Linked DNA regions of Homo sapiens: region 2 is linked to region 1. A link is an interaction called in ENCODE POLR2A ChIA-PET data of the cell type or tissue named here. Cell type or tissue: Panc1. All regions are shown on one strand. Each heading gives the region's core, and the rest is flanking DNA. Links, peaks and the distances in the headings are about the cores only.

Evidence for each region. ChIA-PET counts read pairs that join two places held together with the same protein. Peaks named below come from ENCODE experiments on the same cell type or tissue, not always from the same donor. Only the 100,000 strongest peaks of a DNase experiment are listed, where the experiment ranks them.
Region 2: POLR2A ChIA-PET joins it to region 1 with 9 read pairs; 3 of 35 experiments call an interaction of 5 or more read pairs at or near these places.

What each region holds. Positions count from the first base shown.
Region 1 is chr11:102,095,600-102,098,514 of GRCh38, forward strand. No RefSeq gene overlaps it. Among named protein-coding and RNA genes, the nearest start is that of YAP1, 13 kb to the right of the region's middle. In Panc1, for the core only: no CTCF peak of the experiment used is centred there; no DNase peak of the experiment used is centred there.
Region 2 is chr11:102,281,586-102,284,500 of GRCh38, forward strand. No RefSeq gene overlaps it. Among named protein-coding and RNA genes, the nearest start is that of BIRC3, 34 kb to the right of the region's middle. In Panc1, for the core only: no CTCF peak of the experiment used is centred there; no DNase peak of the experiment used is centred there; H3K27ac peaks cover 1,274 bases.

The sequences.
Region 1 (2,915 bases), core at 238-2,737:
AAAGAATGTTTATTGTGTGCCAGGCACAATGCTAAGCTTGGAGAAACAGTGGTGAACAAAACACATTATCATGGCTCAAAGAAACGTACAATCTAGTGACCAAAAACATAGTAAAATACATAAAGTAATTACGAATTATGATTTTACTAGGAAATAATAGTGGTAAGTCTGAGAAGATTCTTCTGAGGAGGTTAACATTTAAATTGAGACTTAAGCGTATGAATGTTCTCAAAAACAATTATAGCATATGCAAAGGCTCCAAGATGGAATGAATTTGTTATGTTCTAGAACCTGACAGAAGTCATTGTGGATGGAACAAGTCGGCAAGAAAGAAAGTGCCATGAATTGAAGTTGGAAAGATAGAAAGATAGATCACACACCTCTTGTAAGCCAATGAGGGGAGTTTGAAATTTAACTTAAGTGCAATGGGAAACCAGTACAAGATTTTAAGCAAGAGAGTGCTATGCATTTTTGAAAGATCAAAAGATCACTGTGGCTGTTATATGGTAAGTGGATTCAAGAGGACATGTAGAAGTAAGGAAACTAGCATCATGGTCTAATGACAAACGAGGGCAGCTTGGGCAAGGATGGTTTCGGTGACGATGGAGTGTCATGAGCTGAACTGTGTGCCCCTGTCCCCCATATTCATATGTCGAAATCCTAATCCCCAGTACCTTTGAATGGGACTGTACTTGGAGATGGGGCCTTTGAAAAGGTAACAAAGGCAAAATGAGGTAATTTGTGTAGGCCCTAATTAAATCTGACTGCTGTCCTTATAAGAGGAAGAAGTTAGAACACAGCACAGAAGAACGATCATGTGAAGAAACCGGAAGAAGATGGTCATCTACAGGCCAAGGAGAGAAGTCTTAGAATAAACCAATCCATCCTGCTGGAACCTCGATCTTGGACTTCTAGCCTCCAGGACTGTGAGAAAATAACTTTCTATTGTTTAAGTCACCGAACCTGTGGTACTTAGTTATGACGGCCTAAAGCAAACATATATATGGAAGGAAGTTGGTGTATCCAGATGTGCTTTTGGACCTGAAACCAATGTTACTTGCTGATGGATTGAATTGGGAAAGTCAAGAAGACTCTCAGCCTCCTAGTTATAAAACTTTTAGAATAGATCTGCTTGACCTTTTTTGTTTGTTTTTTGTTTTTTTGTGAGACACAGTCTCGCTCTGTCACCCAGGCTGGAGGGCGGTGGTGCTATCTCACTCAGCTCATTGCAACCTCTGCCTCGCGGGTTCAAGCAATTCTCATGTCTCAGCCTCAAGAGCAGCTGGAATTACAGGTGTGTGCCACCACATCCGTCTAATTTTTGTAATTTTAGTAGAGATGGGGTTTCACCATGTTGGCCAGGCTGATCTCAAATGCCTGACCTCAAGTGATCCTCCCACCTTGGCCTCCCAAAGTGCTAGGATTTCAGGCATGAGCCACTACATCCAGCCTTGATGTACCTGAAATATTTAACAAGAAACAATCTTGTGAAATAAAAGAGCAACAGCTGATTGAAGGCTTTGAAATCCAGAGAGAAGTACAGGAATTAAATGAAACAGGATGATATGTGGAAGCCTTGAGAAAAGTGTGTCACACAAATGTAAGTCCTTGTTGTTAACTTCATCATGGTTGTTTTTAGTGTATGATACACTATAGTGATCAAATACAGTTTTGAGTGGGTGAGCAAGGGTGAAAATGGTACTTGAGGGAAATGGCTGTAGAATTGAAGAAGATTGATAGAAACAGGAAAGGCTGTATGCAGCCTGGGAAACCAGCCAGGAATTGGCTGCAGAAATTGAGGTATGAGCTGAGAAGTATCTGATGTCCCAGGGAAGGTCAAAGGGATTGGAGATATTTCAGTAAAACACATACACACATACACTTTTATATACATAAATGCATTAAATAGCTAGAGGCCAAAAGGAAAAATGTAACCAAACCGTATGTCATTTTCTGTATAGGCAGCAATCCTATTTAAAGTAATTTTCTTTTTTTTTTTTTTTTTTGAGACGGAGTCTCGCTCTGTCGCCCAGGCTGGAGTGCAGTGGCGCGATCTCCTCTCACTGCAAGGTCTGCCTCCCAGGTTTACAAAAAATTTAGCCAGGCGTGGTGGTGGGCCCTGTAGTCCCAGCTACTCGGGAGGCTGAGGCAGGAGAATGGAGTAATTTTCTTTCTTTCTTTTTTTTTTTGAGACAGAGTCCCATTCTTGCCCAGGCTGGAGTGCAGTGGCACGATCTCGGCTCACTGCAACCTCTGCCTCCTGGGTTCAAGCGATTCTCCTGCCTCAGCCTCCTGAGTAGCTGGGATTACAGGTGCCTGCCACCATGCCTGGCTAATTTTTTTATTTTTAGTAGAGACAAGGTTTCACTGTGTTGCTCAGGCTGGTCTCGAACTCCTGACCTCGTGATTCCCCTGCCTTGGCCTCCCAAAGTGCTGGGATTACAGGCGTGAACCACTGCGCCTGGCTTTTTTTTTTTTTCCTTTTTTCTTTTTTTTTTTTGAGACAGAGTCTCACTCTGTCATCCAGGCTGGAGTACAGTGGCACGATCTTGGCTCACTGCAACCTCTGCCTCCTGGGTTCAAGCGATTTTCCTGCCTCAGCCTCCTGAGTAGCTGGGATTACAGGTGCATGCCACCATGGCTGGCTAATTTTTGTATTTTTAGTAGAGACGAGGTTTCACCATGTTGGCCAAGCTAGTCTCATACTCCTGGCCTCAAGTGATCTGCCCACCTCAGCCGCCCAAATTGCTGGGATTACAGGCGTGAGCCACTGTGCCTGGCCTAAAGTAATTTTCTTTTTAAAACCTTTTTGGAGCTAGGCAAGTGGCTTGTGCCTGTACTATCAGCTACTGGGGAAGCTGAGGCAGGAAGCTCGCTTGACCCCAGGAGTTTGAGGCTTTAATGCACTATGATTA
Region 2 (2,915 bases), core at 185-2,684, 190 kb after region 1:
TTTGGGAGGCCGAGGTGTGTGGATCACCTGAGGTCAGAAGTTCAAGACCAGCCTGGCCAACATGGCAAAATCCCGTCTCCACTAAAAATACAGAAAATTAGCAAGGCCGTGTGCAGTGGCTCACGCCTATAATCCCAGCACTTTGGGAGGCCAAGGAGGGTGGATCATGAGGTCAGGAGTTCGAGACTAGCCTGGCCAACATAGTGAAACTACATCTCTGATACAAACACAAAAATTAGCTGGGCATGATGGCTCACGCCTGTAGTCCCAGCTACTCAGGAGGCTGAGGCAGGAGAATTGCTTGAACCTGGGAGGTGGAAGTTGTGGTTAGCCGAGATCGCACCACTGCACTCCAGACTGGACAACAGAGCAAGACTCCATCTCAAAAACAAAACAAAACAAAAACAATAAAAACAAATCAACAAATCCTGAAACCCTTCTTCCTAGCATTCCCTATCTACATTTTCTGCATTATTTAGCTTTATAGTATTTATCATTAACACAGCCTACATTTTACATATTTTTAAAAAATTGTATATCATTCCTTATTAGAATATTAATTAAATCCCAGGGATTTTTGTCTTTGTTTACTGTTGTATGCTGGAACCTAGAAGAGCATATGACTCCTATATATTGTAGTCGGTACTTGTTTGTTGTGTGTGTTAGTGGCTGAGCCAGGGCTTGTTGCAGACCTGCTTCCATGGTCAGGGAAGCTGGCAAGGTAATGGAATGAATGTGAGACTTTAACATCATATGTGTTTGGGTTCAGATTCTAATCCCAGCCTTTAGTAACTGTTGCAATTTGGAGTAGATTTCACCCAGATATCGGTGATATAAACAAGGAAAATGTTTATTCTTATTATTCTTTTGTGATAAAGAGGTCCAGCATTGATAGAGCAACTCCACAGTCATCAGGGACCCAAGCTTGTTCCACACCCCTTAGTATATGGTTTCCAATGGCCAGGCATGGTGGCTCACGCCTGTAATCCCAGCAGTGGGAGGCTGAGGCTAGAGGATTGCTTGAGCCTGGGAGTTCAGGACCAGCCTGGACAACATAGCAAGACCCCATCTCTACAAAATTAAAAAGAAAATTAGGCCGGGCACATTGGCTCACACCTGTAATCCCAGCACTTTGGGAGGCTGAGGCAGGTGGATCACCTGAGGTCAGGAGTTCGAGACCAGCCTGGCCAACATGGTGAAAACCTGTCTCTACTGAAAATATGAAAAATTAGCTGGGCTTGGTGACGGGCACCTGTAATCCCAGCTACTTGGGAGGCTGAGGCAGAATAACCGTTTGAACCTGGGAGGCGGAGGTTGCAGTGAGCCGAGATCGCGCCATTGCTCAAGAGTGAAACTCCGTCTCAAAAAAAAAAAAAAGAAAAAAAGTAGCCAGTAGTGATGACGCAAGCCTGTAGTCCTAGGTACTCGGAAGGCTCAGGTGGGGGATTGCCTGAGCCCAGGTGGTCAAAGCTGCAGTGAGCTGTGATCATGCCACTGCACTCCAGCCTGGATGACAGTGAGACCTTGTATGAAAAAAAAATAGAATATGGTTTCCATTCTCAAGTTTTTTCCTGACTATGGGAGCTCAGTCATGATGTCTGTGTTGGGGTGGGAGAAAAAACTCAGTTTCCTCTATTTAGTCTTCCCAGTGACTTCTGCTTCTCTCTCAGTGACTATGAGTAGGCTGAAAAATGTAGTAATTAGGGTGAGCATATTGCCAACCCAAATAAAACTTTTCTCTGTTGGTAAGAAAAAAGGAAAGGGTGGCTATTAATAGGTAGATGACTAGTAGGCACTGACATAGTAGCTGCCTAACTTGGGCAAATTACTTAATGATATCTACCTTGTGGATTGTATTAGATTTCCAGGGCTGCCATGGCAAATTACTACAAATTGCGTAGTTTAAAATAATAGAAATTTATTCTCTCACAGTTTAGGAGGCCAGAAATCCAAAATCAAGGAATCAGCTTGGTTGCTTCCTTGCCAGAGGCTCTGAGAGAGAAACCACTCCAGGCCTCTCTGGGTCTCTAGGGGTTTCTGGCAGTCCTTGACCTTCCTTAGCTCATAGGCCCTTCACTCCAATCTGCCTCATCTTCTCTGTGTCTCTGTGTGTTCTTCTGTCTCTTATAGTGACAATTTCCTTGGAGTTGAGGCCCACCCCCCTCCAGTATGATCTCTCCATTCTTACCTTAATCGCATCTGCAATAACCCTATTTCCAAACACAGTCACATGCTGCGATTCCAGGTAGACGTGACTTTCTGTGGGATACTATTCAGCGTACTACATAGAGTTATTATGATAATCAAAGATTCTGGGTATAAAGTGCTGGCATAGTCTGTCATATGAGGAAAATAGATCTTTTTTTACTCAGAAATCAGTATGAAACTACATGTAAATCACAAAACTCTTTTTGGAAGTTATAGCATGAAATGGGGATACCTTTTTCTGCCTTTTTATACTTGTTTATATGTAGCTTCTTGCACATATCATAGGCATTTAGTTCCATTAACTGAGTGAAGCCTGAGGATTACCTTTGGAGAAAAGTAGGTGTTGGACTTAAGCAACATCATTCATCTGTACCGTGAGGAGGAATGTTAGGAAAATGAGTCAAAGTGCATGTGGCAGGTGCATTTTGGGTTGCACGCCCTGCTCAGAGTCATTCCTCCCTTTCTAGGAACTGCCAGCAGCTGGGATACTCCTAGCAGACTGCCCAGAGGCCATAGGTGATTGGTCTATGGATGAATCCTCATCCTGGCCTATCAGATCAATTTTTTTAAAAGAGACTGGAATTTTGAACTACAGATGTAAATAGGGGGTTACGGGGCCTAAGGCTATTTGATGCAGCCTCCTGTTTCTGCTTCCTGCTTACTCCAAGGGAAACCTACATCCTTCTGATTAATTTGTGCTTCGGGGT